4 separate regions of the Homo sapiens genome follow, and regions 2, 3 and 4 are each linked to region 1. A link is a loop called in an ENCODE intact Hi-C map of the cell type or tissue named here. Cell type or tissue: mammary epithelial cell. All regions are shown on one strand. Region 1 has its middle 57 kb from the start of IRAK1BP1. Region 2 overlaps MEI4 (meiotic double-stranded break formation protein 4). Region 3 overlaps LOC105377864. Region 4 has its middle 100 kb from the start of MIR10524.

What was found. A loop is a pair of places that touch in the nucleus more often than their neighbours do. Peaks named below come from ENCODE experiments on the same cell type or tissue, not always from the same donor. Only the 100,000 strongest peaks of a DNase experiment are listed, where the experiment ranks them.
Region 2: it touches region 1 in a loop (17-fold over the local background); 10 of 110 quality-filtered maps call a loop at or near these places.
Region 3: it touches region 1 in a loop (15-fold over the local background); 4 of 110 quality-filtered maps call a loop at or near these places.
Region 4: a loop joins it to region 1, with 14 times the contacts of the local background. A loop is called at or near these places in 9 of 110 quality-filtered maps.

The regions. Positions count from the first base shown.
Region 1 is chr6:78,809,122-78,811,621 of GRCh38, reverse strand. No RefSeq gene overlaps it. Among named protein-coding and RNA genes, the nearest start is that of IRAK1BP1, 57 kb to the left of the region's middle. In mammary epithelial cell, a CTCF peak has its summit at 1,259; DNase peaks (open chromatin) are centred at 681 and 1,281; H3K27ac peaks cover 1,679 bases.
Region 2 is chr6:77,739,207-77,741,706 of GRCh38, reverse strand. All of the region lies in intron 2 of MEI4 (meiotic double-stranded break formation protein 4), which reads right to left. Among named protein-coding and RNA genes, the nearest start is that of MEI4, 87 kb to the right of the region's middle. In mammary epithelial cell, a CTCF peak has its summit at 1,118 (motif pointing left); no DNase peak of the experiment used is centred here.
Region 3 is chr6:77,465,152-77,467,651 of GRCh38, reverse strand. The region is part of intron 5 of LOC105377864; the gene reads right to left. Among named protein-coding and RNA genes, the nearest start is that of HTR1B, 2.9 kb to the right of the region's middle. RefSeq lists enhancers at 1,112-1,171, 1,382-1,431. In mammary epithelial cell, a CTCF peak has its summit at 1,499; DNase peaks (open chromatin) are centred at 331 and 1,481; H3K4me3 peaks cover 1,166 bases; H3K27ac peaks cover 350 bases.
Region 4 is chr6:78,435,198-78,437,697 of GRCh38, reverse strand. No RefSeq gene overlaps it. Among named protein-coding and RNA genes, the nearest start is that of MIR10524, 100 kb to the left of the region's middle. In mammary epithelial cell, a CTCF peak has its summit at 1,169 (motif pointing left); no DNase peak of the experiment used is centred here.

The DNA of each region.
Region 1 (2,500 bases):
AGTGGGCTGAAGAAAAGCTTTTATGTTTTGCGCTTATGTAGATTTTGTGTTGTGGTGGACCTTTTTAGATAGAGTAGATGGTGGTGGGCTAAAGTGCTGATGTAGGTAAGTTTGGACGTCTCTATGCATGTGCTGAGGACTTCTAAACTGGAGGTATTAAGGGTGAAAGAAACCACTCCTCTAGTCTGCAAATGCTAAGGTCCTCTTTTATGCCTTAACAGATTCAGTAGCAGTTTACTCATGCTCATGTCTAGCAACTCCAAAGATGGTCCTGGGAAAAGCTTTCACCCTGACTTACAGTATAGCTAACCATTACTTAGAAGCTTAGGTTGTGTATTTTTAATGTGGGAAAACAAGAAGGAATCTGAGTTTTCATAGTAAAACATCTACTACTCATAAACCTGTGTGGTATACAAATCATGTTGCTCTCGTCTATTAATATATAGAAGGAAAGTGTATTAGTTACACGGATTAGTGTTGTTATTATAATGCTGCATAATAAACAAAACATCTCTGTAGTATACAACAATAAGCATTTATTCAGCTTATACTCTGGAGTTCCCCTAGTCCAGTCGTGGCATGACAGGGCTTGCTCATGTATCTGTCAGCTAGGCAGCTCTGCTGTTCTTGGCTGGACTTGCTTCCATGATTGTGTGCCAGCAGGCTGTTGGTTGATCTAGTCATTCTTGCAACATTGGATGACTTGGTTTCACTCCATGTGTCTTATGTCCTCCAGTAGGCCAAACTGGACATGTTTTCATGACAATGGCCGTGGGCAATAGGTAGGCAGAGACATATAAATAAAATTTCAGGCTTCTGCTTGCATCACATCTGATAACATTTATTGGCTTGAGCAAGTTGCAAAACCAGCCCAGAACAGGAGAGCTTTCCAAATTCCAAAGGTAAGGAGGTGGACCCTGCCTTTTTAGGGGGAAGAACTGCAAAGGCATGTGGCAAAAAACATGGGTAAAGAGAGGAAGGAAGGATTGGAGTCATTTATAGCTTCCATTTACCATAGTCTGTCAAAAACTCTGCTAAGACTTGATGTTTAGATTACAGTGATATACTAAGTTTTTGTTCCTTTATATCATTAAATGAAGCCGAATCACCAGAAAAATCTGACACCTATATATCAGTTTTTAATGTATTGTCTCTCAGCTCCAACTACCATTCTGTGCACTGCTTTGTGAAACTGGAGCTGAACCTGGTAAAGATTTCTCTTTCTCCAGCTGGCTTGATGCTAAGCTTTATCAACAGAGGGTGCTAGAGGGACATTGTTGAGGGGATGATGGCAGGAGGGTGCTTCCCTTCCAGGTTCCAGTCCTCATTCCTTGTTATTCATTGTGAAAGTCAGTAGATCAGTGTGCAGATGGCCTAGTGGAGCTGATCATCAAGACCAACTCCTCCCTCTCACCTAGGGGCTGTTTTACTGGCAGTTCTGTACACACACTTAGGGAGCTGTCTTCCTACCTAGCTGGACCACTTTTATATTTCAGGTCAGATCTGTTCCCTCTGTTGTTTCTTCCCCTCTGACAGAAAGTGGTAGCCCTACCCTCTTCAAAATTCTTGGTTCTTCATTTCCTGTACCCCTTCAGCCTAATAATTTTTTTTCCGTAAGTGCTATTTCTGAATCTCTTAGAGCAGGGGTTGGTAAACTATGATTAGTGGACAAAATAAGGGGATATCATTCTATACTTATCAAACTAGCTAAATATTCAGACTTATGACAACACACTTATGGGAAGGTTGTGGGGAAGCAAATATCCTAATAAAATGCTAGAAGTATACTATCTTTTGGGAGGTCACTATAAAATATATAACATGTAATTATATATACAATATGCAATAAAACACTTAAAATGTGCATATTCTTCTTAACTCAGCAATTTAAAAAATAATTAAAAGGATGTGTAAAGACTGATGTAGATTGGAGGCAAGATGGCTAACTAGATGCAGCTAGAAGGAACATCTGTCGCTGAGGGACTGGAACATTAAGACTGGCACACTCCTAACAGATCTTCAGAGGAAAGGCATTGAGAGTGGATGGAGGGAAGATGCAGATGCTAGGCTGAAAAAGGAGGAATCTGGGAGCCCTGCATGGGGCTACAGGGACTCATTCCTGGCATTCAATGACTACTGGGAAAGGAGTGAGTTGAGCAGGCAAAGAGCAACCTGTTTGCCTGCTCAGGACAGTTGAGTTGGAAGGGAGAGCTTTATAGAGAAGTGGTAAGGTCACAACTCCAGCTGGCGTGAAGACCAGAGGGTTTGGTGCAGGAGCATCTGTAGTGGAGCATAGCCAGGGGCGCCCATTTCCCTAGGCTTGACTTGCTCCTCTAGGAGACGTTAGTGCTAGGGGAAGTGTAAGACCTGAACTTTGCAGGATGATCTTGCCCATGAGATTGGGCCAGTACAACCTGAGTACCCCTTGGTACACTGGCCTCCCCTGGGGCCCCAGCTTGGCTGTGCCTGCTTGCATTGTAGCCTTGGGTACCCAAGGGGG
Region 2 (2,500 bases), 1.1 Mb after region 1:
ACCAGCATGGCACATGTGTACATATGTAACTAACCTGCACATTGTGCACATGTACCCTAAAACTTAAATTAAAAATAAAAATTAAAATTAAAAAACACACAGAATGATGTTGGATCAAACATCTGGATACTTCATGACCCATCAAGTGGACATATAAAATTAACTGTCATAACATATGTATCTGAATCTGTCCTTCCCTAGTCCCTTCCACTACTTTAATCCACATCATTATGATCTCTTGAACTGATTACCACAATTATCTCACCTAGCTGATTACTGCCTTCTGGTTCTGTTCTCCTCTAGGCCACACTCTAGACCAATCAGAGAGTCACCCTTCTAAAATACTACTTTGATAACAGAAATTCTCTCCTTAAAATCTCCCACAGGCTACCCATACCTTACAGGACAGAGTTCTCCATGTTCCTCAGTTTTGCCCAGAAAGCCTTTCACTGTGTGGCCCCTTCGTCCTTCTCCAGCCTTCCCTCTACTCTTATCGTTATTTACATGCAAGCAACTTTAAATTCCTGACAGTTCACCAAAACATGCCATGCTAATTAACATAACTGCACAGGTTTTTTCCCATCTGGTGTGTTTCTTATACCATAATCCAGATGTGTACTGATTCTTCAAACCCTGCTTCAAATTTTCTGTGAAACCATCCCTGCTCTCTCCAGACAAAAAAAGTATCTCCCCTGTCTATGCTATCTTGTACCTTACATATAATTATATTACTGTACTCATTAACCTGTTTTAAGGGTTTTAGTGACTCCCTATTGTAAAGACGAGGTTCTTCAGGGTAGACACAGAGTTTATTTTGTGGGTATTTCTGTTGTTTGATGCCTGCTCTCCTACATAATTGGTGGTCTGAATTCATATTATATATATATTTTTTTCAAAATATATATGTTCAACATTATTTATAAATATATAAATATGTGTGTGTCTATACAGATAAAGGTTGAGATCAAATAAAATCTCTTCAAATGCACTTGAAATAACATCACAGGTATACACAATTTGTTAGTACCATCTATGATTTCCTAGCATTAATAATAATCACTCACATATACTGATGCCTTAAATTCGACTACTTAAAAGCAATGTTTATGCCACCTGGTGGTCAAACAGGAAATGCTATTTTAAAATATTTCATAATTCATATTGTGATATGAGTGTTTCAGTTTAAAGCAATTGACTTCTGCCTCTAGAAGGATATATTTTATCACATTGCAAAGCATTTTTGAGAAATGGTGACAAAGAAAAGGCTTCAATTGCAGTAATAGTGGGAGACTTCAGCACCCCACTGACAGTATTAGACAGATCATTAAAGCAAAAAATTAACAAAGATATTGAGGACCCAACTCATCACTGGATCAAATGGACCTGATAGACATCTACAGAACTCTCTACCTCAAAACAACAGAATGTACATTCTTCTCATCCTCATGTGCCACCACATGGCACATACTCTAAAATCGATCACATAATCAAACATAAAAAACTCCTCAGCAAATGCAGAAGAACTGAAATCATAACAGCCATTCTCTCAGACGACAGTGTAATTAAAATAGAATTCAAGAATAAGAAAATAACTCAAAACCATACAGTTACATAAAAAGTGAATAACCTGCTCCTGAATGACTTTGGGGTAAATAATGCAATTAAGGTAGAAATCAATAAATTGTTTGAAACTAATGAGAACAAAGATACAACATAACAGGATCTCTGGGACACAGCTAAGGCAGGGTTAGGAGGAAAAATTATAGCATTAAACATCCACATCAGAAAGTTAGAAAGATCTCAATTTAATAACCTAACATCAAAACTAACAGAATTAGAGAACCAAGAGCCAAGCAATCCCAAAGCTAGCAGAAGACAAGAAATAATCAAAATCAAAGCTGAACTAAAAGACATTGAGACACAAAAAAATTCAAAAGATCAACAAATCCAGGAGTTGGTTTTCCTATTTTTTTTTTTAATTCTAAGTTCTGGGATACATGTGCAGAACGTGCAGGTTTGTTACATAGGTATACACGTGCCATAGTGGTTTGCTGTACCTATCAACCCATCATCTAGGTTTCAAGCATGCATTAAGTATTTGTCCTAATGGTGTCCCTCCCCTTGCTCCCCACCCCCTGACAGGCCCAGTGTGTGATGTTCCCCTCCCTGTGTCCACAGGTTCTCATTGTTCAACTTCCACTTATGAGTGAGAACATGCAGTGCTTGGTTTTCTGTTCTGTATTAGTCTGGTGAGAATGACAGCTTCCAGGTTCATCCATGTCCCTGCAAAGGACATGAACTCATTCTATTCTATGGCTGCATAGTATTCCATGGTGTGTATGTGCCAACAAGCAATGGGGACAGGATTCCCTATTTAATAAATAGTGCTGGGAAAACTGATTAGCCATATGCAGAAAACTGAAACTGGACCTCTTCCTTAAACCTAACACAAAAAATTAACTCAAGATGGGTTAAAGACTTAAAGGTAAAACTCAAAACC
Region 3 (2,500 bases), 1.3 Mb after region 1:
GTGAAAATATATATATATATGCTGGCCATAGATGGAGGAAGCAGAATTTGAAAGAAGCAGCAAGACAGGCCTCCACACCAGATTTCTCAAGCAGTGGGATGGTGAGTGCGGGGTTGTATTTTCCTGTATCAAAGGAGAAAAGTGACAGGCGCATGAGTGTTCTAACGTTTTTCTTTCAGCAAAGCAAAGATAAAATCAGGACTTTCTTTGCTCCTGGGCCTGGACCTCTTTCAATAGTTACTCTCTGGATGGAAGACTCTAGGGATGCTGAAAGCAAGACTCAGTCGCCGCAGGCAAGAGAGCTGGCTAGGGCTGACTAAGGTTAGCTGACTGCCAGCTTACATAGAGTTGAGTTGCAATAAATTCCGTGAGATATCTCTTGTGGTTGCTGTAGGCAGAGTATGCTTCCCTTGACAGTGTCCAGTCTGGTTAGCGCTGCGCTTTAAACTTCCCAGCCTGCGCCTCGAATTTGGTGCTGCAGCTGTAGAACTACATCTTCCTAGCATGGGAGAGGGTTCCTCGAGGATTCATTTTTCTTTGGTTCCTCCGCAGCCAGCTCACCGCTAGGATCTGGTTTTGTGTCGGTTCACTGACTTCATTTCAGTTCCAGAGTTATTCTCCACTTACTCAGCTTCTGCCAAACGTACACGTGCGTGGAATTGATAATAAGGGAACCACATTAATTCGCAGTTTTAGTGCCCGGTGTTCATACGGGAGCTTATTTCTACTCAACTAAGTTTTGCTGCGCTCAGGTAATCCATCTCCACCCTTTCCCTTCCGCTACTGATTCCCTCTCTGCTCCTCCCCTGTCAGGTGAATTTCCCCCAAAACTTGCCTGGAGGTTCCTTCTAGCGCCGCTGGGGACTGCAGAGCTGGCACTTGGACCTTACCCAGCGACCCCTACTCCGAAGGGGTGACCCAGGCACAGGCGACTTTACAGGGTCTCTTTCTCTCTTGGGTGTTTCACACACATGCGCCTCTGTGCAAACACCTATGTTTTATGTGTTTTAAAGTGAGAAAGGAATACTTGAAATGCGGAAGTCAGGTTAAGGAAATGGGGTTCTTCACTGAACTCTGCCAACATCCGGTCAATATGATGGCGGTGTGTGTTTAAGCAGCTCTTTACCAAAGAGGGTAAAATCAAACTGCCTACAAGGGGCGGATTCCTCTGGGAGTCTGGGACTCTGCGAAGCAGTGGAGGCATGGCTGGAGAAAGCCACAGGTCCCCAAACCGCTAAAGCCAAAAACCGTGTGGGGAACAAATTTTGCTTTGTTTTTTCTCCGTCCCATGCTCCCGAGCAGAAATTAAAAGAGGAAAGGTCGCATGGAGCTGGTTACATTCCTGTCGGCCTTCCCCCGCTTCCCATCCCTTTAACACTTGTCTCTAATCGTTTCCAGTTCTCCTAGGATAACGGGAAAATTGTTTCCTGGCACCCCGCACTCCCACAGGACACACCCGCAATCGCACACACTTTTGATCCGTCCTGGCCAATGCCCCCACCTAGCGGTTTAAACTCGCCGGCTTTGCTTCCCTCTTCTATGGTTTCTAAGTGAGCGCTGCAGTTGACAAAAATAATTGTTTATCTAGGTGGATGGGGTGGGAGAATGGGAAGGATCCCTTAAAATGTGGTGAAAATGAGGCTTAAGGTTGGTGGCAAAATGCTAGGTGCTAGGACTGGAGGAGAAAAAGAGAGAAGGCTGTGCTTTTATCCTCAGGGTGGCTGCTGCAGCCCAGACCGCATCTAGAGGACGTCCTTGAAGAGCTGCCACCTTAGTTAAAGGAGTACCCTCACTCTCAATGCATGCATGTGTGTATGTGTGTTTTTCTTCAAAACACTTAACACTACAGAAAAGTATAAGTATTAATTATTTACTTGTTCATGTAGTTATTGTCTGTCTCTTCTAGAATGTAAACTGCTGGAAAAGAGGGTCTGAGTCTACTCCCACTGGCCTCCATACCTCGGATGCCTAGAAAAATACTCAGCATAGAGTAGGCACTCTATTTTTTGCCTGCTTGCCTGGTTTAGAGAACCGGGAATTAAGGGAACTTGGGTTTGTGCTTTATTGCCTTGGGTAAAAAGCTCTTCTTTCAAAGGATCTCAATTACTCTTCCTCTAAAACTGGGTGGAGGGATCAGATCAGATAGCCTTAGGTTCTGACACAGAATGATTCTCTTTAAAATATATGTGCGCTTAAACAGATGAATTCATTTACAATGCAGTTTTTATTAGATACACTCTAGGTGCCAAACATGGATCTAGGCTCTAGGAATTCGTAGTGGGGATCATTTAATCCTTCGAGCTGAAAATACCTTGTCCTTTCCTGGAGCTTTTCTTCATACTTTCTGATTTGCATCTCTACCCTACATTTGTTTCTGTTGAGGTCAGAGGAGAAACTGAGGACAGGGGATCCGTCCCTGGTCATGAGACCTAGGTACTGGTATTGCATGCTGCAGCTTATGGCTGACATTCCCACATATTAGTTGAAGGCAAAGGAGACA
Region 4 (2,500 bases), 370 kb after region 1:
AAAAGTAGTAACAGCCTGGGAGGGGAAAGAGGGGAGAAAGCGAGAGAGAGAGAAACATGTTCCATCTATAGATTAAGATGCATTTAAAGAACTCTCTGAATATCTTCAGTACTTTAGAGAAGAGTTTATCTTGTTTAGAAGATTGTTTGATTGAATCACCTTTTAAGGAAAATTGTTTTGTGTAAAATATTTCCAACATGTAATACTGAATACCATTAACCCACAACCATCAATTGCTTGTTATACTTCATTTGGCTTCTCCGTTTTATTACCCAATATAATTGACTTAATCTTTATTTGTCTAATAAAAGGTACTCCTCCTTGGAGTCTTTAGGCTAATTTTAATGGCTACAGACCTGTTTTACTCATTAGAGACTGTAAAATACTTCTATTAATTTATTTACTACTTATTAAAATACCAAATCATAGCACAATTTGCCTTTTATGATTGAAATTCCATCACCTTTAGCTGAATTTTTAACATCAATGAACTGTGATTAGTCTGTTCTTATTGATGTTTGCACTCCCAGATTAGCTGCAATGTCCAAAACTGGGGAAAATTTAGCTAGGATCATGAGTGGATTGGCCTGGCTGTATTTTCTTCCTAAATTTCCTCAAGGTATGTATCATTGTGGACAATGGTCTTTTTCGTAATGGGCCACAGTGGATCATTCATTATTTGCACCACCAGGAATGGTGAGAAGGTGCAGTAGCAATTTCCTACAATGGTGACATGACAGTCAAAAATACCTCAAGTTGTCTAAAGAAGCGTCAAAATATTTCTCCCTAAATTCTGCGATTAGAATTAATTTCAATAACCTTCAATAGATTAACATATAAAATTAAAGTTTTGTTTAAGTTCAATTAAACTTTTTTCTGGGTGTTCTATGATTAATATAGATGGAAATAATTTATTTGGGCTGTTTGCCATACTTTCTTAAATTCAAAGTTTGTTTTAATCTCATATATTAAAAATACATGGAAAAATAAGAGTGCATGTCTTTTCTGAGTGAGACTTATTATATATAAGCCAAATGATAAATATATCCTGAAATCATCCATTACACAACTGCAAAGTAGGTTACTTCCTCTCCATTGGTAGAGGAAAATTTATAGCCATTTCTGTTCTCTCTAGGTCAGTGCTTCTGAGCCATGGGTGATTTTGCACCACCCAGTGGTCAATTGACAATTTCTGAAGACATTTTTGGTCTTTGTAAATAGGGGTGAGATGGTGCTGGCATTCAAGGAATAAAAACCAGAGATGGTGCTGAACATTCTGTAAGGCACAAGAAAGCCCTCAGCAAAATACCATTAGTGCTGAAGTTGAAAAATCCTTGTCTAGGTTCTTCAGCATTGTGTTGGGCAGATTGAAGACCTCTGAACTACTGAAGGCTGTTCGTAAGCTCCATTGGTTAAGTAGATGTTAGTGTATTGAACTAATGTACCAACTAACAGGCGTGGAATTTAACAAGTTTGCAATGTGATATATGGAGGGAGGAGAGTTAGCAGTTAGCATGTTTTCATTATCTGTGCTACAGTAGATGGTCCCCTGCAGCCAGCTAATAGTCACAGAAGATTTCAAGATAGAGAAAACCATGCAAAGTGGTAGAGATGATATTGAAGTCTGGGTCTGTTTAGACTTAAGGCTATGTACTTTGGACCGTCTTGTTGCTATAGTCTGTTCTTAGATATTTTTATTTATGGGTGTTTCTTGCATATGAACTGAAAATTTTTCCTGAAACTTATTTTCTCTCATATTTAAATATATGTATTTAAATGTACAAGTCAAGATTAACAGCTGTTCTGTTAATTTGTTCAAGCTCACTGCCAAATCTTATGCTACACATATGTGGGAAAGAATATATAAAAATATTGTAACAGAACTAAACATAACAGTGCTTTTTTAAAGATAAAAATGTTAAAATGGTTTCAAACAAGCAAATGAGAATAGCATCAGGTTATTTCTGCTCTCTCTTCTGAGAACAACTATGCCGTAAGTGGGGAAGACATAAGAAGCTTCCAAATACTAATTCAAAATCAAGTCTGACTTTCTGCTTAGAGTTACGCTGACTTCTACTCTGTGTTTTGACAGCTGAGTATCTTGACTCTAAAATCTAATTTTTTTTTAATTGGAAGTATCCTTGATTCCTAAGCTCAATTCCTCTAATGCTAGAACCCTGTGTGTTTGTGTATATTCATTACAGACCTTTTTCCTGACTGGATTTACATGCTACAGTCTTATATGCTGCTTTGGTTTCAGCATATTTGCTCTCATCTTTTTCTATCCTTGTAAAGTTTATATTTGCATTACAAGCAAAATTTTTATATTTGTATCTTCAGTGGCCTTTCCTTGGAATAACAATCCTTTATACTACTCTTCTGCTCTAAATACTTTTGGTATATCATGCACAAACACTTTTCCTATTCATAGTCTACTTTGACTATTTTGCCAGTAGAATATTTACCAAATGTGATCACGTACTGTGTCACAGAAAGCATC